2 separate regions of the Homo sapiens genome follow, and region 2 is linked to region 1. The links are chromatin loops, found by intact Hi-C in ENCODE. Cell type or tissue: mammary epithelial cell. All regions are shown on one strand. Each heading gives the region's core, and the rest is flanking DNA. Links, peaks and the distances in the headings are about the cores only.

What was found. Peaks named below come from ENCODE experiments on the same cell type or tissue, not always from the same donor. Only the 100,000 strongest peaks of a DNase experiment are listed, where the experiment ranks them.
Region 2: a loop joins it to region 1, with 3 times the contacts of the local background. A loop is called at or near these places in 1 of 110 quality-filtered maps.

Annotation. Positions count from the first base shown.
Region 1 is chr7:66,026,055-66,038,661 of GRCh38, forward strand. LOC105375336 (a long non-coding RNA gene) reads right to left here. Exons shown (of 5, transcript XR_002956511.2): 2 at 12,000-12,122; 3 at 5,446-5,482. It also overlaps the pseudogene LOC100419772. Among named protein-coding and RNA genes, the nearest start is that of ASL, 43 kb to the right of the region's middle. In mammary epithelial cell, for the core only: a CTCF peak has its summit at 4,996 (motif pointing right); a DNase peak (open chromatin) is centred at 5,007.
Region 2 is chr7:66,353,993-66,366,599 of GRCh38, forward strand. TPST1 (tyrosylprotein sulfotransferase 1) reads left to right here. Exons shown (of 6, transcript NM_003596.4): 5 at 2,833-2,879; 6 at 5,903-6,451. The coding sequence ends at 2,850. Among named protein-coding and RNA genes, the nearest start is that of LINC00174, 40 kb to the right of the region's middle. RefSeq lists a silencer at 8,468-8,632. In mammary epithelial cell, for the core only: a CTCF peak has its summit at 5,970; DNase peaks (open chromatin) are centred at 1,949, 2,529 and 5,849; H3K27ac peaks cover 5,347 bases.

The DNA.
Region 1 (12,607 bases), core at 1,477-9,476:
GAGGCCAAGGCAGGAAGATCACTTGAGCCAGGAGTTTGAAACCAGCCTGAAGCAACACAGCAAAATCTAGTCTCTTAAAAAAATATATATATAAAAATCTAATAAGCATAGAAGGAATGAGAAAAATTTTTAAATCACTATCAGGCAACTGTACCATAGTTATAATTACTTCAGGAAAGATCCACCAATGAATGCTAAAATTGGTGGTTAAAAGCATAAGCAAAGGGTAGGCTGTTTTCCTAGCCACAAAGCATCTCCCAAAAAATATTTTTTAATTACTGTGGTGGTTTTAACATATATCCACAAATTCTTTGATATCCCTCCCTTCAAGAGGTGAAGCTTAATCTCCCTCTTCCCCTTGAATATGGGCTGAACTTGGTGAATCCTTTCTAACATAATATGGAAATGAAGAAACAGTAGCTTTACAGTGGACAATCCAGGCAGATACTATCTTAACCAAATGACCAAAGTTAACAATAGTAGCCATAAGAAACACCGACATTGGCCGGGCACGGTGGCTCACACCTGTAATCCCACCACTTTGGGATGCCGAGGCGGGCGGATCACGAGGTCAGGAGATTGAGACCATCCTGGCTAACACGGTGAAACCCCGTCTCTACTAAAAAAATACAAAAAATTAGCCGGGCATGGTGGCCGGCACCTGTAGTCCCAGCCACTCGGGAGGCTGAGGCAGGAGAATGGAATGAATCCAGGAGGTGAAGGTTGCAGTGAGCCAAAACTGTGCCACTGCACTCCAGCCTGGGAAACAGAGAGAGACTCCATCTCAAAAAAAAAAAAAAAAAAGAAAGAAACATCGATATCATGTACCCTGAGATATCAGGACACGAGAAGGGGAGATCACCTCTGTGGTACTCTTCCTCAAAAGCCACAGGTTCTGTGTAATCATAAGAAAACGTCAGACAATCACAAATCAAGGGACGTTCTACAAAATACTTGACCAGCCCTTCACAAGTGTCAAGGAAGACAAAGGAAGAGTAAGGACACAGAACAAATGACATTATGGGAACATGTTAACTAAATATAAAATGGTATCCTGAGCCAGGTGCGGTGGCTCACACCTGTAATCCCAGCACTTTGGGAGGCCGAGGCAGGTGGATCACAAGGTCAGGAGATTGAGGCCATCCTGGCTAACACGGTGAAACCCCGTCTCTACTAAAAATACAAAAAATTAGCCAGGTGTGGTGGCGGGCGCCTGTAGTCCCAGCTACTATCGGGAGGCTGAGGCAGGAGAATGGCGTGAACCTGGGAGGCGGAGCTTGCAGTGAGCCGAGATCATGACACTGCACTCCAGCCTGGGCGACAGAGCGAGAGAGACTCCCTCTCAAAAAAAAAAAAAAAAAAAAAAAAAAAAAAATGGTATCCTGAACTGAATCCTGGAACTCAGAAAACAGCAGTGGGAAAACAAGGTATTCAAATAAAATTTTAGCTTAGTTTAATAGTATGTACCAATGTTAATTTCTTGGTTTTTCATGGTATAGACCATGGTTATGTAAGATGTTAACATCGGAGAAAACTATGGGAAGGGTACACAAGAACTCCCAGCACCTGTCTCTACAACTTTTATGTAAGAGAAAAATGGCTGGGCGCAGTGGCTCACACCTATAATTCGAGCACTTTGGGAGCCCAAGATCGGCGGATCACCTGAGGTTGGGAGTTCGATACCAGCCTGACTAACATGGAGAAACCCCATCTCTACTAAAAATACAAAATTAGTCAGGCGAGGTGGCGCATGCCTGTAATCCCAGCTACTCAGGAGTCTGAGGCGGGACAATCACTTAAACCTGGTAGGCGGAGGTTGTGGTGAGCCAAGATCGTGCTATTGCACTCCAGCCTGGGCAACAAGAGGGAGACTCCATCTCCAAAAAAAAAAAAGAAAAATGATTTCAAAATAAAAGGTGTTTTTTTAAAATTGATTTGCAATGGTCTGATATTTTCTCATGATTACACAGAATTTGTGGCTTTTGAAGAAGAATACAGATATAATTTGAGAGGAATTATAATTACATATTTTGGGAAGAATCTGAAACTTGAAAAATAAACAATAGCCTTAAGTGTCTAAGTCCCCAGCACTTTGGAAAGATGCGGTGAGAAGATCCCTTGAGCCCAGGGATTCAAGACCACCCTGGACAACAACAAAAAAATTAGCCAGGCATGGCAGTGCATACCCATATTCCCAGCTACTTGGGAAGCTGAGCTCGGAGCACCACTTGAGCCTGGGAGGTTGAGGCTGCAGTGAGCAGTGATTCCCTTTCAAGGAGAAGTGAGAGCAATCTTTTAGACTATTCCTTCTAACTTTGTAGCTGGCTAAACACTACACTTGACCAAACTCCTCCCACTTTTATAAACAGAATAAAAATCAGGTTACAGTAAAAGTATTCAAATCAGATAAAAGGCGATCTTGATTTCAGCAGCCAGTCGTTGGGAGAATAAACCCCCCTCCCTCAATGGTACTTTAGGTAGGCCTGGCAGAAGCCCAGCCTTACTTCATAGGTGATAGTGTTCAAGTTCTGTTGCCCAGAGCTGTGTTTATTCTTTCCACTTTCTTTACGCTGCTCTTTCAGATCAGTTAGTAAATGAAACACCCAGGAGAAGATACACAAAAGAAGTTTATGAATAAATTTGAGAAATATATCTATCTAAGGTCAGTGGTTTTGAAGGATAAACAGGAAACTGTAGTACTTCCTTTCACCCGCCCATTACGCAGCTTCCAATTCTTGGATTTGAGCAAATATGAGTCCCAGAGGCATATGACATTAAAAAAATGCTCTTTTATATAAGCCAAATAATCCAAATTCATTAATTTACCTAAAATATTTCAAATATGGCCAGGTGCGGTGCCTCATGCCTGTAATCCCAGCACTTTGGGAGGCTGAGGCGGGCGGATCATGAGGTCAGGAGATCAAGACCATCCTGGCTAAAATGGTGAAACCTCATCTCTACTAAAAATACAAAAAATTAGCCAGGCGTGGTGGCAGGCACCTGTAGTCCCAGCTACTCTTGAGGCTGAGGCAAGAGAATGGCGTGAACCTGGGAGGCAGAGGTTGCAGGTTGCTGAGATCACGCCACTGCACTCCAGCCTGGGCAACAGAGCAAGACTCCATCTCAAAAAAAAAAAAACAATTTCAAACATTTCCTATGAATATACACATCACTAATCTCCTCTGATCTCAAAAATATACTATTTGAAAGCAAATTTTCTTAAAACAAATATTTTGTTAAAAAAGAATTCTGCTTCTCTAGTATAAAAATCTAACATAGGCCAGGTGCAGTGGTGCACACCTTTAATCCCAGCACTTTGGGAGGCCAAGGCAGGCGGATCACGAGGTCAGGAGATCGACACCATCCTGGCTAACACGGTGAAACCCCATCTCTACTAAAAATACAAAAAAAATTAGCCGGGCGTGGTGGCGGGCGCCTGTAGTCCCAGCTACCCGGGAGGCTGAGGCAGAAGAATGGCATGAGCCCGGGAGGTGGAGCTTGCAGTGAGGCGAGATCATGCCACTGCACTCCAGCCTGGGCGACAGAGTGAGACTCAATCTCAAAAAAAAAAAAAAAAAAAAAATCTAACATAATAATTTCTTTCTGGAAAAGAAAAATTTTGAAGCAAGTGATAAGACAGAGTTTACCAAAAAAAGGGGAGGAAAAAATGCTATGGATTTTTAGAAGCAAACTTTCCCCACAAGGATAAAACATGCATGCATTAGAGTGCTGGAGGCAGGGGGGAATCTCAGTCTCATTCCTGTTTTAGAGATTCTACCACAGAAGTGAAGAAAATGCAGGCTCACACACCATCACTAAATACAATGCGACCCCTCTCATCTGCTGTTCCTTTCAGAAATAGTGGCATGAGATCAATGAATGCAATGTTTCCCCAATGGATAAAACACCCAAACGCCTAGCAAAGTCCAAACTGGACAAGGAGGCTCCTAAAAGCCAAAGGCTTGGCCAAAAACCATTCAACCATTTCCTTCCTGTTCTAAGCTGCAACCACTTGAGACTGAGCCTTTAGAGAGGAAAGAATATGGCCAACTCTGTTTATTCTACTACCTTCTTTTCTTTTGGGGGGATGTGGAAGGGAGGCGGTTTCTTTCTTTTTGCTGTCTTCCACTCTGGGAGCTTTTTTTAGGGGACAGGGTCCCAAAGGCTGTCTCCCAGGCTAGAGTACAGTGGTCATCACTGTAACCTCAAACTCCTGGGCTGAAGCAAACCTCCCCTCTGCCTTCCAAGTAGCTAGGACCATAGTAGGTGTTTGCTACCATGCCCAGCTAATTTATTTTTTTAAGAGCTGGGGGTCTTGCTAGGTTTCCCAGGCTGATCTCTAACTCATAGCCTCAAGCAGTCTTCTCTCCTTGGCCTTCCAAAGTGCTGAGATTACAGGCATGAGCCACAGCACTTAAGCTACTACCTTCTAGACCTCCTCTGAGTCTTCCTGAGTTTAGACTCTAGCACATGGAAAATTCACAGTCAAGGTATAAATGGTTCTTTCTACACCTGGAGTGAGCCTATCAGATGGTTTTGCTAGTGCCAAATAGGAGGCAAAAATGCTGGAATATCTTCCGTCTTACCAATCTTTTTCCTTCTTTTCCTTTCCCTGGGAACCCCACCCTAGGCCCCAAAAATTATAAATTTGTTAATTTCTACTATTCAGAAAGGTGAGTCAACTAAACTCACTTTCAAAATAACAATGTTAATACCCAAAAGACTATTTGAAGATTAAAATAACAATGTATAAAAGCATTATAAATATATAAATATATCAAGGGTGATAATTAGGAAAAAGCATAAATATTTCAATGGGAAATTTTGCAGAAACAGCTCTAAAATAGATGCTTCTATCCTATGACTACATCCCAAATGATTATCTAGAATCTTTGAGATTTACTGAAATTTGCCTGCTCTGAATTAGAGTCTTCCCAGCTTCCCTGAAGTACTACGTATACGTATAACATATAAAGCTTAGACTATTCCAAGGTCCACTAGATGGTGCCACATGTCTTGTTTTGAAGTGGAAAATTCAACTACATCCTTTTTTTTTTTTTTTTTTTTGGAGACAGAGCCTGGCTCTATTGCCCAGGCTGGAGTGCAGTGGCGTGATCTTGGCTCATTGCAACCTCCCCCTCCCAGGTTCAAGTGATCCTCCTACCTCAGTTGGGATCCCAAGGAGCTGGGACTACAGGCACGTGCCACCACAGCTGGCTAATTTTTGTATTTTTAGTAAAGATGGGGTTACACCATGTTGACCAGCCTGGTTTCGAACTCCTGACCTCAAGTGATCCATCTGCCTCAGCCTCCCAAAGTGCTGGGATTATAGGCGTGAGCCATTGCACCTAGTCTGAATTCAGTCATTTCTAACCAAAATCAATTCAACAATCTTACAAGCAAAGGGCAAATTATCAGAGAGGAAAATGTAACAGTTCAATTTACCACGTAGTTACTGAGAAGCGCAGAATCGACATCCTTCCTGAAAAAGAAAAGTAAGTTATCAGTCTGGGCTCACACCCCTTTCTGGGTATCAAATATCTGTAAAAGAATTCCCATCTGCCGGGCGCTGTGGCTCACACCTGTAATCCCAGCACTTTGGGAGGCCAAGACGGGCGAATCACATGGTCAGGAGATTGAGACCATCCTGGCTAACACAGTGAAACCCCGTCTCTACTAAAATGCAAAAAATTAGCCAGGTGTGGTGGCGGGCGCCTGTAGTCCCAGCTACTCAGGAGGCTGAGGCAGGAGGATGGCATAAACCCAGGAGGCGGAGTTTGCAGTGAGCAAAGATCACGCCACTGCACTCCAGCCTGGGCGACAGAGCGAGACTCCGTCTTAATAATAATAATAATAATAATAATAATTCCTGTCAAGTTGGGGGCCAGGCACGGTGGCTCACACCTGTAATCCCAGCACTTTGGGAGGCCGAAGCAGGCGGATCATGAGGTCAGGAAATCAAGACCATCCTGGCTATCATGGTGAAACCCCGTTTCTACAATCAATCAATCAATCAATCAATAAAATACAAAAAAAAATCAGCCGGGCGTGGTGGCAGGTGCCTGTAGTCCCAGCTACTCGGGAGGCTGAGGCAGGAGAATGGCATGAACCGGGGAGGCAGAGCTTGCAGTGAGCCGAGATCGCGACACTGCACTCCAGCCTGGGCAACACAGAGAGACTCTGTCTCAAAAAAAAAAAAAAAAAAAAAGAATTCCTGTCAAGATGTAGTAGTCCGCTTTTAGAATTTGGGGACTACCACCTAAAACTGAAACTGAGAAATGTCTTAAGTCCAACATGGTTTAGCTAGCTGTGGGCAATTTCAGAGCAGACTTGGGAACAAAGTGCTGTCCCATCCAACAGCCATGTCCTCTCCCCATTATTATCTGCCTCCCATCAGCTATTGACATCTTGGGCAGCCACGTCCTCCTGCTGAATCAACAGAAATGGCCCACTTAACACCAATGTCACCACTGGGAATTCCAGCCATGGGCAAGTATCCTGCCAAATATCCACCATGCTCCCAGGGTGTTCACCACCTACGTCAACTCAACAGGTACAGTCAGGGTGGCAAGCAGTGGCCAAAAGCCTGGTTCCCTGTGTAACAGTTAATCCAGGCAATATGCCATCTTTCCTGAGTGAAGAAACAACAATGTGATGTATATTAAATCACAATCGATCCACTCTACAATAGCATATCAGAAAGCATTGTTTTCAGCAGTCTGCAGGCAGTGGAGTATGACAAAGAATATAGTTTTGAAATCAGATTTGGGTTCACATTCTAGCTCTGCCATTTATATGCTGTGAGAGTTTTAGTTAATTACTCCCTAAGTTTTCCTTCTAAACTAAAAATGGGATGAAACTAGTATCTAAAAGTGTGGCCTGGATTTCAATCCAGCTCTTGCATTCTTTGGCTATGTGAATCTGGGCAAGTTACTTAATCTCATTATGCTTAAATTTCCTATCTATCAAATGGCAATTATAGTATCAACCTTGTAAGACTGTTCACAGGGTTCACTGGAAACATGTAAAATACCCGGAACATATTAAGTGCTCAATAAGCACCAACGTTATCATTACTACTACCTGTGCAACTACCACTACCACCAGCTCCTCCTACCTCATCAAACTGTTATGATGAAGTGAGACAACAAATTTTAAAAGTTTAGCACAGTTCTTGGTACTTGTATTAACATCTCCATAATGGAAGGTTATTATTTTTAAAAGATATTATCTCAGTTAATTGTCATTAAAAACCCTATGATGTAGAAGCTATTCGTATGATTCCTACTCTATAGACAGGAAGCCAAGGTTCAGAAATTAAATAACTTGCTCAAGGTCACACAGTAAGAAGTCTAAATAAAGTGGAAGGCAACTATGGAGTTGTGGGAAATGAGACTGGACTGGATGAATGGAAACTGGTAATGCAGAATCCTGAAAAATCAGGTAGAGGGGTCTGTGCTTGACATATTGTGCAACAGAGACCCCTGTATGTCTTAAACCAGGAGTGCAGTGAGATGATGCAAATGATGACCCAAGATTTCAAAAGCATGGGCCAAACAGATAGTTGATTTCCCAGTCAATAAATAAAGCAAAACCAACAGTGGTTCACACAGGGCTCAACCTAGGCCTTAGGTCATCAGCACAGTGATGTCAGCACTGTAATCAAATCAGCTCTGTGAAGCTTACCAAATGCTACCAGTGATTCAAGCTACGATTTCACAAAAGTGCTGCTTTGCCCAAATGACCACAAACACACTGAAGTCACAAAGAGTATCATATTTGAAAGGAATCTAACACAGGAAAGACAATGCATAATTAGTGCATGTGACAGAGCTCATTTAAAATTGAAAATGACAAATCAAACCACATGTCATCTTTGCCTGCTTAATCAGGAAATCAGCCCACTGGCTTCCTCCTATCTTTGCTTGAAATTGAGTTATAACTCCCTGTGCTCTCCAAAATATGAGGCGTTAAGACATCCCTTCCTGGAATAGTTAACTGGAGAAAAAATATGAATATTGTTTCTCTTCAGGACCAACGGATCCATCCCAGGTGCACCGTTACAATTTCATTTCCAAATCATTGCCCCTTCTCTGTCATTCAGAATATTGCACGCTCTGCGAAAATTTGTCCTTGGCCATTCCAAGTTACTATGCCACTGAAAAAGTCAATACTGTAATGTAAGAATCCAAAGAACATTCTTTGCCTCTTCTAGAACAAATATAAAGGAGGAAAACTCTCTTTCACATAAGTTTTAATGAATCTGTGTTTTGGGATCAAGAGAACAATCGATGTTTACACAGGTACTGCATTTTGCAGACTCTGGCTGACAGAAACTGATTTATTCATTGATTTTCTTTTATCAGCAAGATAATTGTTTTTAACCCAGCTAAATACTCTGACAAAATGCCAATGTATGCTAGGCCCTTCTTTATTTAACAAAAGGTCAAGAGGTACCTTATCTACCTTTTTATGAAGTCCTAAACGGGCTGTATGTGTTGTGGAATTTTTTTTTAAGGCAGTTTTTACCCTTGAGAAGTTACTGTAACCACACTAAATGACAGGTTGTTGGCAACAGGATATGGTGAAACCAGACAGACATCAACTTAATCAAGTTATCCAATTTCACAGCACCAATAATGATGTGATGCATGAGAAAGACATCCCTCAGAGCAATCCAGCCCCAAGATGTTTAATTCAAATCTATCCATGAGGATATAATCAGAGAATTCCAAATTGAGGAACAGTCTTCAAAACAACTGGGTTAGATTTAGACTCTTCAAATATCAATGTCATTTGTCACAGTGCCAATGTCACAAAAAGAAGCTAAGTAAACTTCCAGAGGAAAGGAAATTAAAGAAACATGACAACTAAATGCAATGTGTAGTTCTTCACTGGATCCTGAATTGGGAGGAAAAAGAACACTATTAGGACAACTGAAGGAATGTGAGTTTACATTGCATCTTTTTTTTTTTTTTTTTTTTTGAGACAAAGTCTGGCTCTGTTGCCCAGGCTGGAGTGCAATGGCACGATCTCGGCTCACTGCAACCTCCGCCTCCCAGGTTGAACCAATTCTCCCACCTCAGCCTCCCAAGTAGCTGGGACTACAGGAATGCACCACCACACCTGGCTAATTTTTGTATTTTCAGTAGAGATGGGGTTTCATCACGTTGGCCAGACTGCTCTCCAACTCCTGACCTCAAGTGATCCGCCCGTCTCAGCTCCCAAAGTGCTGGGATTACAGGCATGAGCCACCGCACCTGGCCTACATTGTATCTTAATAATAGTAGATATATCAGCGCTAAGTTTCCTGAGTGTGATAAGGCGACTGTAGCTACATAGAATGCCCTTTTCCAAGAAGGGGTGAAATGATCTGCTGTCTACAACTCTCTAATGGTTCAGTAAAGTAAGTGTGTGCACCTGTGTATGGAGAGAAAGCTCATGCCTGTGCAAAAGAAATAAGGGAATTCCAGGCACGGTGGCTCACACCTGTCATCCCAGCTATTCCGAAGGCTGAGAAAGGAGGATCGCTTCAGCCCGGAGTTTAGATCCAGCCTGGGCTCAAGTGTCTCTAATTAAAAAAAAAAAAAAAGAAAGAAAGAAAGCCAACCTGGCCAACATAGTGAAACTCTGTATCTACTAAAAATACACAAAATTAGCTGGGTGTGGTGGCAGGCGCCCGTAATCTCAGCTACGCAGGAGGCTGAGGCAGGAGAATCACTTGAACCTGGGAGGTGGAGGTTGCAGTGAGCCAAGATGGCAACACTGCACTCCAGCCCAGGCGACAGTGTGAGACTCCCTCTCAAAAAAAAAAAAAAAAAAAAAAAGAAGGGAAGGGGGAAGGGGGAAGGGTAGCAAATACCCAAATCAAAATGTTAACAAGTGGTGACTTCAGGTAATGAGTATAATACAGGTATTTGTGGTACTGTTTTTGCAGCTGTTTCACAGGTTTAAAATTTTTCATGCTAAGAAGTTAAGGAATATGAAAATGTAAAACTAAAATAAAGAATGCCATAAAGTTAAAAATAAAATTACTGTAACTTATAATTGAGGATGTAAAATACATTTGCCCCAAAAGTTTTTTTTGTTTTGTTTTGTTTTCTTTTTTTTCTTTTTTTTTGAGATGGAGTTTTGCTCTTGTTGCCCAGGCTGGAATGCAATGGCCCAATCTCATCTCACTGCAACCTCCACCTCCCGGGTCCAAGCGATTTTCCTGCCTCAGCCTCCCAAGTAGCTGAGATTAACAGGCATGTCCCAGCTAATTTTGTATTTTTCGTAGAGATGGGGTTTCTCCATGTTGGTCAGGCTAGTCTCGAACTCCTGACCTCAGGTGATTCCCCCCCCACCGTGGCCTCCCAAAGTGCTGGGATTACAAGCATGACCTACTGCTCCAGGTCTTCAAAAGTGTTTTAGAGCTAGTAGAACTTAATGGACACATCTAGCAATTATAAATGTACAAGCTGTAGATCTCTACAAAGCTGGAACTGTCTGCTCTACAGCTCACACTTTAGTATTATGTAATACGTTCACATGCAATCAGATTTCCAGAAACTGCTTACCTATACAAAAACTTCATATTCTCCTGTAGGACTTAGAATAGTACTTATTTTATTTACATGTGTTTAAAGCAAATACTCCAAACGCATTTTAAAGACTGTCTAAATTTATACTACAGGCAGGCAGTTACTTAATTTCCTTAAGTAATGAATTAGATGACTGAAGTTGACTTTCTAGTTGACATTTAATTTGTAAAATTTGCTTAACTTGGTGAGTCAATTAAATGGATATAAACAATTCAGTTTATTCGGAAACTGAATTCCGAATAAACAGAACAAAATGATCTCTTGGTGAACTTTCCTCAGAAGCACACACATACACAAACGGCACATGCAAACAGTGCCTATTAATTGCCACACAGTCAACTCTTACGCAGGCAACGACGAAAAGAATTGCTCAAATTCTCCTATGCCCAGCCTATGCTATCAAGTCATGCTCTGAAAAACTAAAGTCTGGTACAAGCAAACTGGGCAGCTTCTGAAGTCAATGAACAACTTAACCTGTAGCATTCTCTTGGGAGCTAGCAAACGAGTATCCTCTTTGCAGTCCTGTTACTGGGATGTTATAGTACCTATTACCCACCTTTTCTAAATATCAGTATTTCCAGCTGTGAAAAGAAAGAAATCCTGACACTACCTCAAAAAGATGGTACAGAAGATAGTGTCCATTTTCCTAATTATATATATTACATTCAAGAATAAAAGAGTGGGCTGCGGGCGCGGTGGCTCACGACTGTAATCCCAGTACTTTGGGAGGCTAAGGCGGGCGGATCATGAAGTCAGGAGATCGAGACCATCCTGGCTAACACAGTGAAACCCCGTCTCCACTAAATATACAAAAAAATAGCTGGGCGTGGTGGCAGGCGCCTGTAGTCCCAGCTACTCGGGAGGCTGAGGCAGGAGAATGGCATGAACCTGAGAGGCAGAGCTTGCAGTGAGCCGAGATCACGCCACTGCACTCCAGCCTGGGCGACAGAATGAGACTCCGTCTCAAAAAAAAAAGTGGGCTGCGCGGTGGCTCACACCTGTAATCCCAGCACTTTGGGAGGCCAAGGTGGGCGGATCATGAGGTCAAGAGATTGAGACCATCCTGGCCAACATGATGAAACCCTGTCTCTACTAAAAATACAAAAAAGTTAGTCAGGTGTGGTGGCGGGCGCCTGTAATCCCAGCTACTCGGGAGGCTGACGCAGGAGAATCGTTTGAACCCAGGAGGCAGAGGTTGCCACGAGCTGAGTTCGCACCACTGCACTCCAGCCTGGTTGATGGAGCAAGACTGTCTCAAAATAAATAAACAAATAAATAAAAAGAATAAAAGAGTTGACACAAACCTTTCCAGCCATATCAATGATCATTTATAGACAAAGTTAGCCAAATAGTAAATACCTAATATACAGAAATACCTAACTTTGCTATATAAATATTTTGCATGGTGGCACATACCTGTAGTCCCAGCTAGTCAGGAGTCTGAGGCAGGAGAATCGCTTGAACCCAGGAGGTAGAGGTTGCAGTCAGCCGAGATCGTGCCATTGCACTGCAGCCTGGGTGATAAGAGCGAAACGCCGTCTCAAAAAAAAAGAAGAAATTTCTGGTATTATTATTATTATTATGTATTAGTTACTTAGTAGGTATTTCCTCAATCAGAATTTTAAAAAGTAGCAAAAACTTAGAGGAGTTGTTCATTGTGCCTCCTCGCTTCAGGTTCTGGGAGTGTCTGATAGAGTTACAATATACAGGCATCCTCTGGTATGTATCGGAGATTGATCCCAGGACCCCCACATACACCAAAATCCGAACATGCTTGTGTCCCAGAGAGCCTTGCAGAACCAGCAGCTAGGAAGCCAGCTCTCCACATATGCAGGTATATTCTCATCCCTCAAATACTGTATTTTCATTCTCTGCGTTTGGTTGCAGATGTGGAACCTGCAGATATGGAGGGCCAACTGCATTTATTTTTTAAAATCTGCGTATAAGGAGATCCATGAAGTTCAAGCTCGTGTTGTTCAAGGGTCAACTGTATCTGCAACTCAAGGTTCTGCTAAAGATCCTAA
Region 2 (12,607 bases), core at 1,645-9,644, 330 kb after region 1:
TACTTTCAAGGCATATTCTTATTCACATATATTTACTATTCATCCATTCATTCACTTATTCACCAATTGTTTACCCAGTGTCTACTATGGTGAGGAATTAGAGTAAGTCCTCAGGAGTCACGGGGGAAAGAAAGACCTCAAGGAGCTCCTGATTTATCCAGAAGAATCCGACCACCTCGTGCAGACAAGGGGACACAGAGCTCTGGGCCCAGGCTGGGCATGATGTCCCAGAAACCTGGGCAGATTCATGAACAGACTGACACCGGCTGTGGAAATTGGAGCCAGAGAATATTCCAAGAGGCTGTCTTGAAGGAATATAAAATCCAAAAGCGCCCAGGTGCGGTGGTTCACGCCTGTAATCCCAGCACTTTGGGAGGCCCAGGTGGGTGGATTGCCTGAGGTCAGGAGTTCAAGATCTGTTTAGCCAACACAGTGACACCCCGTCTCTACTAAAAATATAAAATAATTAGCAAGACTTGGTGGTGTGCGCCTGTAATCCCAGCCTGGGTGACAGAGCGAGAGTCTGTCTCAAAAAAAAAAAAAAAAAAAAAAAAAAAAATTCCAAAAGCCGGTTTGCATAACAAATCTGAAGAAGTCAAGAAAAGGTATTTGAGACTAAAACTAAAGGGACACTCCTGCTTCACAACATACCTAAAAATATTTCCAAATGGATTGCACACCTAAATGTGAAAGGCAAAATAATGAAAGTTGTTAGAGGATATAGAAGAGCCAGGCATGAGGCTCACGCTTGTAATCCCAGCACTTTGGGAGGCAGGCAGATTGCTTGAGTCCAGGCATTCAAAACCAGCCTGGGAAACATAGCCAAACCTCATCTCTACTAAAAATACAAAAAATTAGCTGGGTGTGGTGCATGCCTGTAGTCCCAGCTACTTGGGAGGCTGAGGTGGGAGGATCACCTGAGCCCCAGAGGTTGAAGCTGCAATGAGCCGAGATCACACCACTGCACTGCAGCCTGGGCAGTCAATCCTGTCTCATAAAAACGAAGAAGATAATAGAGGAACCATCTTTATGACCATAAGAGGACAGGATTTCTTAAGCCCTAAAAAGTACTGATTATTAATTTAAAGGTAGATAATATGAACTACATTATAATTGAGGATGTTTATGTAATAAAAATCATGAGAGTAAAATAGTGAGCCTAAGTAGGAGAATATATTTGAAACAAAGGACTTATCTGGAGCCGAGTGCAGTGACTCACACCTGTAATCCCAGCACTTTGGGAGGCCAAGGCGGCTGGATCACGAGGGCAGGAGTTTTAGACCAGCCTGGCCAACATAGTGAAACCCCATCTCTACTAAAAATACAAAAAAAAAAATTAGCTGGGCGTGTTGGGCACCTGTAATCCCAGCTACTTGGGAGGGTGAGGCAGGACAATCGCTTGAACTCAGGAGGCAGAGGTTGAAGTGAGCTGAGAACGTGCCACTGCACTCCAGCCTGGGAAAGATTGCGAGACTCCCTCTCAAAAAAAAAAACAAAAAACAAACAAACAAAAAACTCATCTGTGGAATATAGATCATCATCGTAAGGGAATTTTTTTTTAAATTGGGCAAAAAGCCTGGACAACATAGCAAGACCCTATCTCTATCAAAAAATTAGCTGGGCAGGGCCAGGCGTGGTGGCTCCCACCTGTAATCCCAGCACTTTGGGAGGCTGAGGCGGGCAGATCACTTGAGATTAGGAGTTCAAGACCAGCCTGGCAAACATGGCAAAACTCCATCTCTAAAAACAAGTACCAAAAAAAATTAGCTGGGTGTGGTGGCACACACCTATAATCCCAGCTGCTCCTGAGGCTGAGGCAGGAGAATTGCTTGAACTCAGGAGGCAGAGGTTGCAGTGAACCGAGATTGCGCCACTGCATTCCAACCTGGGTGACAGAGCAAGACTCCATCAAAAAAAAAAAAAAAAAAAAAAAGGCTGAGCGTGGTGGCATACTTGGGAAGCTGAGGCAGGATGATCTGTTAAGCCCAGACAGCTGTGATTGTGCCACTGCACTACAGCCTGGGTTACAGAGGGAAACCTTGTCTATTAAAAAAAGAAACAATCATGCAGAAGTGTGCACACAGAGACACACACACGTAGAAAAGGGCCCATAAGGTCTTCAGTTTAACTTCTAATGAAAATCAGCAGAAACTCATAGAACCTTCAGATTGAATAATTAGCTAGAATGGTTCATAAAACTCGGTAAAGTGTAGTACTTAACAATGACAGTTTTATAAAGGATGCAGATCAGGACCAGCCATAAGATAGAAGTGGGCCCAGGAGGGTCCTGAATGCAGAGCTTCTGTGCCTCCTCCCTATGAAAGCAGGGCACGTCACCCTCCCGGCACACCCATGTGTTCACCAACCGGGAAGTGCCACTGAACTTCCACACCCAGCATTTTTATTGGGGTTTATTTATGCAGGCAAGATTGATCAAATCGTTGGTCATGTGTTAGAACTCAATCTCCAGCCAACCTCCCCTCCCCAGAGTTGACGTGGGCTCCAAGCCCCAGCCCCTGATCCCATGGTTGGTCTTTGTGGTGAGCAGCCCCATCCTGAATCATCTCATAACATAAATCCAGATGTGATCCAAGGGCATCAGAAATAACAAAGACACTCTTGTTACCCAGGAAATTCCAAGGATTCGGCATTTCCCTCCCAGGAACCAGGGGGAAAGGCCAGTCAGATTCTTGAGCATACCACAGTAGTGCACTGAGTTCATCTGAAAGTGAACAGAGCCTGCGGGCCACCCCTCATGTTTCAGTGGGGACGGTCACTTCTCATGCTGACCAACTTCAAGGACATTAAAACATCTTTTCTTTCCTTCAACAGACTGAGCAAGTGGAGTAGCAGAACCAGGAGCCTCTTCCATACATGAGGTGAGGGTTGGGGGACATTGCCAGGTCTTTCTGTTTCCCACTCGGGCTCTTGCAGGGGGCTGGGTGGCCAAGGTGGAGAGCACAGCTCTGGAGTCCGTCTGCCAGGGTTGGAATCCTGCCTCTTCACTTTCTGTGTGGAAGCAAGCACATTACTTCACCTCTCTGTGTCTTCATTTATTCATCTATGAAATGAGGATAATATTAACAAGAGCATGGTGGTGAGAATTAATCATCATCCAAGAGCCTGGCTCATAATAAGCGCACAATAGTATTGTTATTTTCATTATGAACCATGAAATATTTCAGCTGAAAGGGACCTGGAGGCCATCAAGCCCAACTCCCTGTTTACTGATAAGGAAGCTGGTCCCAGAGGGAGCAGGTCGTTTGTCAGGACCATAGTCCATAGGCAAGGAAACCCAGAACTCAAGAGTGGCTGTTTACTTCTGGTTACCTGTTCAGCCAGGGCCCCAGCCACCCATCCCCACCTCCAGTGGCTTTCTTCGTGTGCTGGACTTGCAGATGTTTTTGCCCTACTGCAATTTTTGTTTGTTTGTTTGTTTCTTGGTTGGTTTTTCAAGTTTGCCCTTGCTTGTTTTAATGTATTATGGATGGCTTATGTGAGTAACCTATATTGTCTCATTGGACTAAGTGCTACATTGTAGACAAGGCCAGCCTTGCCTTCTCAGCCCTTTTTCTATCTGAGTATGTGGCCCTCATCAGGCACATGTCCAGGGACACCAGCTCATGAGTGGCAAAGCTGGTTTCTCAGCCCAGATCTCCAGGTGCAGCTGCTCAGAGTTCATACCCTTGTCCCAGACTTTCAGTCTCTGCTTATCCACCCAAACTTTCTTAAGATCAGTTTTGCTCCAAATGATGTGGCAAAGCCTTTGATCAGTTGTAACTTGAACAGCCTTTTCAAAAAATCTGATATTGGCTGGGCATGGTGGCTCATGCCTGTAATCCCAGCACTTTGGGAGGCCAAGGTGGGCAGATCACAAGGTCAGGAGTTCGAGACCAGCCTGGCCAACATAGTGAAACCTCGTCTCTACTAAAAATACAAAAATTAGCTGGGTGTGGTGGCAGGGACCTGTAATCCCAGCTACTTGGGAGGCTGAGGCAGGAGAATCACTTGAACCCAAGAGGTGGATGTTACAGTAAGCCGAAATCGTGCCATTGCACTCCAGCCTGGGTGACAAGAGAGAGACTTCGTCTCAAAAAAAAAAAATTGGCTGGGCGTGGTGGTGGGCACTTATAGTCCCAGCTACTCGGGAGGCTGAAGGAAGAGAATTGCTTGAAGCCAGGAGGCAGAGAGGTTGCAGTGAGCCGAGATTGCAGCACTGCACTCTAGCCTGGGTGACAGAGCGAGACTTCGTCTCAAAAATAAATAAATAAATAAATAAAAATAAAATCTGATATTGATAGTGATTTTTTCTCATAGTTTACTTGCTGACCTTTGTTTTTTTTTTTTATATAATGTTTTTATTTTTACTTTATATAATGATGTATTGTGCATACTCCATACCAGGCATAAAATACCAAGGATTTTATTTGCATATATATAAGATGATATATATATAACAGATACGCTAAATTATATATACATCTATATATAAAATTGTATTCAGTTCTCAAACCACTCTGGCAAGCTGGTAGTATTCCTGTTTTGCTAGTGAGAAAACAGGTTGAATGTGACTTGCGGTGCGTTGATGGATTATAGACATAAGAAGCACATGGACGCTGGTCCGTCATGTCAAAATCCCAGATGGCAGCAAGCTGCTAATATTGACAGGTTCTAGGATTCAGGTTTCCTTTTTGCTGAGGAGCAAATGCTGAATGTTAGTCTTATGCCCTGTGGGTCTGCATATTTAACAGCAGTTATCAGGCCTTGGCTAATTTTGTTTATACAAAATGCTTTCAAACTTCATAGGTAATCTCCCTGCCCGCCCCACCAAACACACACAAGGCCTCATTTCTTTACCAGCGTGTTGTAGGATGGACCGCATCAGCAGTTGCCTCTGCAGCATTTCACCCTGGCTTGTGTGTGGAGGTTGGGAGGGGCCAACCTGTGCTGAGGAGGACTCAGGAGAACTGGGGACACAGCAAAGCCCTTAGGATGGATACTATCTTTCTTATCTTTTGGGTCCCTTTGGCATTTCAATAACAGTATCTGTGTTCTCTGGAGCTTCCTTTAAAGAACCTTAGGATCCATTTCTTCACGTGAGGAGGAATCAGGGTGCTGACCCCTGGACACTTAAAGAACCTTAGGACCCATTTCTTCACATGAGGAGGAATCAGGGTGCTGACCCCTGGGACACTTAAAGAACCTTAGGACCCATTTCTTCACATGAGGAGGAATCAGGGTCTTGACCCCTGGACACTTAACCTTAGGACCCATTTCTTCACATGAGGAGGAATCAGGGTGCTGCCCCCTGGACACTTAAAGAACCTTAGGACCCATTTCTTCACATGAGGAATCAGGGTGCTGCCCCCTGGACACTTAAAGAACCTTAGGACCCATTTCTTCACATGAGGAGGAATCAGGGTGCTGCCCCCTGGACACTTGAAGAACCTTAGGACCCATTTCTTCACATAAGGAGGAATCAGGGTCTTGACCCCTGGACACTTTAAGAACCTTAGGACCCATTTCTTCACACGAGGAATCATGGTGCTGACCCCTGGACATCTGGTGCCCCTGACAGTGCCCCCACAGTAGCAACAATAGCAGATGACAGTCAGTTATTTAGAAATGGGCAGGAGCAGCCCTGGTTTTGGCCATCTGCTTGCTTTGCACCCAGCAGCTACTTGCATGCATCTGAAAGCACCAGAGTGAGGGTGTGTGTGCCTCCCAGGCAGTCTTCCTGAGGCAGCTGTTCTCAACATCCATCCTCCTGGCCCCTGATCTGCAGGAACCTCCCCAACCGCCTGGCTTGTCTAGGCCTGTAGCTGGGAAGGAAGAGACGAAGACACAGGGAGAACACACCGGGACTCCACACCTGTAACCACATTCTGTTTGTTCGCCCTAGGAAAGATTGCTGCCTTTTCAGCAGAAGGGAAATTCCTAGGATTGGCTGTCCCCTGCCAAGCTTGGTGGAGCGTCTGCACCTTGGCTGCGCCGCCTGTGCATTTGCCAGTTTCCTCCCACTGAGAGGATGGAGGTGTCCGCACAGCTTTGGGCCTCGTGAGGGATCTGCCTCCTGAGCAAAGAGCTCTTGATCCCGATTTCATGCACAGCCCTGCAGTAAGGAGCCCAGAAGGAACATGTGTTTCCTGTTAAAACTCCTCTTGTTCTCTTTTCTTACATTATGACGTTTGTTTTCAAGGAGAGGGTTTAAAAATGGGATCCTGTAAGCAGACTTGGGCAGTCTCCTTTTGAAATAGGTTGTCTGTACATGTTCTAATGTTTTGTAGAACACGTGTGCCTGTTTAAGTGTATTGATGTGAATAATATTAAATATCCTAATTATTTAATTCATTGTATTGTTTCTGAGAAGTTGGGAAATTACCATTATACATTTACAACCTAATGACTTTTGTATTTTATTTTTCAAAATAAAAGCTTTCAATGTGAAGCATTCTGGTAGTTACATGTTTTCATTAATGTGATTTCAGAGAAGCACAGACCTTATCAGATGCTGATGTGATAAACCAAAGTTTCCTTGGTTGGCTGTATTGTAGATACTCCCCTGGAGCCATCACCTTTTTTTGGAGGGGGGTGGTGGGTAGAGGCAGGGTCTCGCTACATTCCCCAGCCTGGGCTCAAACGATCCTTCTGCCTCAGCCTCCCAAAGTACTAAAATTACAGGTGTGAGCCACGGTGCTTGGCCTGCATTATCATTTTGTAGTGAAGTTTTCTTTTTATTTCAAGAGAGAACCTATTGCCATCCACTTTGAGAATCCTGTTCTATTTCATGCTTGCAGACTGTATTTAAGGACATGGAAGTTACTATTTCCACTTGTTTTCTAGAAGCCTTTGTTATGAAACCCAGGATGTCCAGATAGTAGTAATAATTCCCATATTGAGTGTGTTCACATATGTGCCAGCCATGAAAAGGGTATATAACATGTTATCCCATCTCTGCCCCAAAACTTGTACCTATCCATTTAGGTCATATCCATATCAGTAACTGCAGTATTTTCTACTGTCACTTGAGCCAGAAACTGAAGAGTCACACTTGATTTCACCCTTTTCCTCCCTCTTTCCATTCGCATCCAAGATCTTTGATCCTACCTTCAACGTATTTTTTGGATCACAGCAGAATAAGAGTTTTTAGAATGCACATCTGGACAGGAGCCTCCCCGCCTGAAACATTTCAGTGGCTTCCATTTCACTTAAAAGAGTCCAGACTCCTGTCAGGGCCGGCAGGGTCCTCCTCTCCATCTCATCGCAGGCCTCTCTCCCAACCTCACCGCTTGTGCTCTAGAAGTATCTTTATTTTCAGAACATAGCAAGTTCTTCCTGTCTCTACATATCTCCTCTCTCTGGAATGTTCTTCCCTTTGGCTATTTAAGATGAAGTTTTGCTCTGTCACCCAGCTGGCCTGCAGTAGCACAATCTCGGCTCACTGCAACCTCCGCCTCCCAGGTTCAAGCAATTTTCCTGCCTTAGCCTCCCGAGTAGCTGAAATTACAGGCATGTGCCACCACGCCCGGCTAATTTTTGTATTTTTAGTAGAGACAGGGTTTCACCATGTTCACCAGGCTGGTCTTAAACTCCCAATCTCAAATGATCCTCCCTCCTCAGCCTCCCAAAGTGCTGGGATTACAGGCGTGAGCCACCACACCCAGCCCCCTTTGTTCTTTGTCTGATAGGCTCCTTCTCAATTCTGTGGTCTCGGTAAGCCTCACTTACTCAGAGGGATTTTCCCTGGCCTCTTAAACTAAAAGGTAATTCTCCCGCTGCTTGCCTTCTTCATGGTCACACTTTGCAGTGTTTCATCTGTTTGTTGCCTTTTTTATTATCTGTCTCCTCCACCAGCCAATAAGTTCCTGGAGTTCCAAGACTATGTTTTTTCTTGTCTGTTGTACTTTTGGCACCTAGCAAACTGGCACTTTCTAGAAACCAAGTAAGGCCGGTCGCAGTGGCTAATGCCTGTAATCCCAGCACTTTGGGAGGCCGAGGTGGGCGGACCACAAGGTCAGGAGATGGAGACCATCCTGGCTACCACGGTGAAACCCTGTCTCTACTAAAAATACAAAAAATCAGCTGGGTGTGGTGGCGGGTGCCTGTAGTCCCAGCTACTTGGGAGGCTGAGGCAGGAGAATGGCATGAACCTGGGAGGCGGAGGTTGCAGTGAGCCGAGATCACACCACTGCACTCCAGCCTGGGTGATAGAGCGAGACTCCGTCTAAAAAAAAGAAAAGAAAAGAAAAGAAACCAAGTAAAATACTTGGTGAATTACTAATCCTCCAAAGAGCCTTCTGACATACATACTGTTTTACAGATCAGGAAACAGGCTCAACTAGGTCAGGTCACTTACACAAGGCCCCCCACCTAGTGCCACAGGTGACTTGGCATGTAGCTGGGCCCAGGCACAAGCCTGACTCTAATGTCCTCTGCAGTCCACTTCCCTAGCCCTGTCCCTTTCCATTTAAAATGAATATGTCCAGCCTGGGCAACATAAGGAGACCCTGTCTCTACAAAAAAAATTTTTTTAATTAGCCAGGCATGGTGTGCACCTGTAATCCCAGTTACTCGGGAGGTTGAGGCAGGAGAATTGCTTGAACCTGGGTGGCGGAGGTTGCAGTGAGCCAAGATCATGCTACTGCACTCCAGCCTGGGCGACGAGGGAGAATCTCTCAAAAAAAAAAAAAAAAAATTAAAAATACTGCTGTCAGATCAATCTTGTGTTTAACACTGTTTTAAGTCACTCATTTGCTCCAAAACCTTTAATTCTCCAATGCCTAACATTACATCTAAATGTCTAAGCTGGCCAGGCATGGTGGCTCACACCTGTAATCCCAGCACTTTGGGAGGCCAAGAAGGGTGGATCACCTGATATCAGGGGTTGGAGACCAGCCTGGCCAACATGGTGAAACTCCATCTCCAATAAAAATACAAAAATTAGCCAGGTGTGGTGGCACACACATGTAATCCCAGCTACTCGGGAGGCTGAGGCAGGAGAATCACTTGAACCTGGGAGGCGGAGGTTGTGGTGAGCCAAGATAGCACCATTGCACTCCAGCCTTGGTGACAGAGTGAGACTCCATCTAAAAAAATTAATAATAAATGTCTAAGCTATTCTGCTGCCACAATGTGGCCTTACTGCTCCCTGATATACGGTGCCTTTCTCCTCCCTTGTTTCATTCTCTTCACTTTCTTCTTCCAGATGCTCGTACACCCAGTCCCCCTACCTGGGAAATCACAACCTCATTAAGAGCTCAGCTATCTTAAGTCCTATTTCCTCATGAAGTCTAACTCAACTGCTGCAACTTCCGAGTAGCAATTAAATCAGCTCCAGCATAACCTCTTTTTTCCCTTGTCTCCTGTGTTAGTATTATGTCACTAACTTTGTGGGGACAAGGTCATATAACACTCTAGAGCATATCAGAATGACAGAACATCTTCAGCTATAACCTACCTAGATACCAATATTTGCCCCCAAGGCAATGTTTGATTTTTATTCCCCATTATGAGAAACAAACTCACCCCTCCAAACCCAAAGAATGGACTCAGAGACCTGGAGAACAGCGAAAGTGAGACTTTTAATGATGCTCTTGTAATATTGGGTGTCTGGCAGCAGGCACACCCAGCACAGTTTCAACAAGCAATTTATCCCCTAGTGCACAGGTGCCTCCCCCAGTTCCTCATGGGCTGTGTATTATGGGGTCACAATCTTCCCGGACATTGCCTATTGGTCGTTGGGTAGGGGCTTCGGGTGTTTTCTTTAGGGTTGTCCTGCTGCGTTTTGTTGCAGCCCACAATGCATTGCAATCCTAGTTAGCTCAGGGGCTCTTCAGGTATTTGACTTATGACTTAAGTAGCTGGGGCAGGCTGATAAGAACAGGCAACACGAGCTATTTTGCAGCTAGTAAACTTTCATCTTAGACTAAACTTCTTTGGTTCAGGTGAGGGTAACTAAGGGGGTTGGGGGGGGGTGACAAGCAGGCATTGGCTGTCCAAGCAGGAGCCTACTGTATCCTGTTTTCTTCTGTAGTCTACTGACCTAAGTTGATTTAAGGCACTTTGTCTTGGAAATGGACCACTGTATACATTTCCTTCACCCAGCTAAGTTTTAAATTTTTTTTGTAGAGGTGGGGTCTCACTCTGTTGCCCAAGCTGCTCTTGAACTCTTGGCCTCAAGTGGTCCTCCTGCCTCAGCCTCCCAGAGTGCTTGGATTACAGGCATGAGCCACCTGTTCGGCCATCATTGTTTAAACAAAAAAGTTTAGAGGACTCCCAACTAGGAACTATTGCAATAATCTGGGCCAGATATTATTCTAGCTGGGTTGAAACAATGACCAAAATAAAAAGGAGGAAGATGGGGAAAGGCTGGGAGGTGTACAACCGACAGGACTTGCAAGTAAGCAGATCTGGTGGCAAAGGTCAGAGAAAACCAAAGAAGACTCCCAGGTCTCCAGGTGATGAGGCTAGACATGGTACATGGTAGTGCTGGCAGACAGAGTGGGAGTGCATACCACTACACAGTTGGCCCACACACTCTGGCTGCAAAGGGCCAGGGACCGTGTGGTCTCCAGCTTGCTGCCTGAATTTGGACAACCCACTCACTCTCACTGCCTGTCTTCACAATTTGAAAATGAAGCTAAAACAAACCCGTCTCTAGCTTGTTTTGTTTTTGTTTTTTTCTGAGATGAAGTCTTCCTCTATCACCCAGGTTGGAGTGCAGTGGTGCAATCTTGGCTTTCTGCAACCTCCGACTCCCAGGTTCTAGCGATTCTCCTGCCTCAGCCTCCCAAGTAGCTGGGATTCAGGTGCCCACCACCATGCCCAGCTAATTTTTTTGTATTTTTTTCAGTAAAGATGGGGTTTCACCATGTTGGCTAGGTTGGTCTCAAACTCGTGACCACAGGTGATCCACCCGCTTCAGCCTCCCAAAGTGTTAGGATTACAGGTGTGAGCTACTGCACCCAGCCTCCAGCTTGTTTTAAGAATCCAGTAACATGATTATGTTTAACAATTGGCTTAGATATTCAGAAGCTGCTGGCTGGGCATGGTAGCTCACGCCTGTAATCCTAGCACTTTGGGAGGCCGAGGCGGGCGGATCACCTGAGGTCAGGAGTTCAAGACCAGCCTGATCAACATGGAGAAACCCCGTCTCTACTAAAAATACAAAATTAGCCGGGCGTAGTGGCACATGCCTGTGATCCCAGCTACGCGGGAGGCTGAGGCAGGAACTTGCGGTGAGCCGAGATTGCGCCATTGCACTCCAGCCTGGGAACAAGAGCTAAACTCCATCTCAAAAAAAAAAAAAAAAGACATTCAGAAGCTGCTGATGTGAACGTTTAATGAATTTGTTTTTTGTTTTGTTGTTTGTTTTTGTTTTTTGAGATGGCGTCTCCCTCTGTCACCCAGGCTGTAGTGCAGTGGTGAGATCTCAGCTCACTGCAACCTCCACCTCCCGGGTTAAAGCAATTCTCTGCCTTAGCCACCCTAGTAGCTGGGATTACAGGTGCCTGCCACCACGCCCAGCTAATTTTTGTATTTTTAGTAGAGGTGGATTTTCACCATCATGGCCCGGCTGGTGTTGAACTCCTGACCTCGTGATCTGCCTGCCTCATCCTCCCAAAGTGCTGGGAGCCACCTCACCCGGCCCGTTGAATGAATTTCATGAGTAAACAAATTAGATCAAAGTAAGTGGATTCCATGAAGCCGAGAATGATGTCTTCTGGATATGCCACCTGGTAACCCCTCCTTCAGCGCACTGTGCCCCTTGACAAACACCATGGGGAGCAGGAACAGAGGAGGTGGGTGGGGAGCACAGGGACAGGCATGGTGACATCCGCTCCTCCCTTACTCCCGTCCCATCCACCCCTTTCTATAATACAATCATTTAACAATGGTTTCCCATGTGTAAAATACTTGCTTCATTCAATCACAGAATAGACACTTGGTATTCAAATTTACTGAGGAAGAAACTGTTTCACATGCCAAGTAGCAACTTGAAAAAATCAACAACCCTTAATTAGTTGTATTATTGAAGTAAAACCAATGTAAGGGATGTAGTGTTTATCCAGGCAAGCCTGGTTGGCTTCTTGGCTTTTTTATCTTCCCCATTTCTTCCTCCTTCTTAAAGTGTAAATTTTATTTTCAAAACTGGGAAAAGAGGAGTTCAAGGTGGGAGGTGGAGGCAGGAGGATGGCTTTAGATCAGGAGTTGAAGACCAGCCTGGTCAATATTGGAAGACCTTGTGTCCAGAAAATTTTTTTTTTTTTACTTAGCTGGGTGTGGTGGTGCATGCCTGTGGTCCCACCCTCTCAGGAGGCTGAGGCAGGAGGATCGCTTGAGCCCAGGAATTTGAAGCTGCAGCAAGCTGTAATCATGCCACTGCATTCCAGCCTGCATGACAGAGCAAGACCCTGTCTAAAAACAACAACAAAAAAGGGCCAGACTCAGTGGCTCACACCTGTAATCCCAGCACTTTGGTAGGCTGAGGCAGGAGGATCTCTTGAGGCCAGGAATTTGAGACTAGCTTGGGCAACATAGTGAGACCGTGTGTGTGTGTGTGTGTGTGTGTGTGTGTGTGTGTGTGTTTAATGAGGTGTTTTGGAAC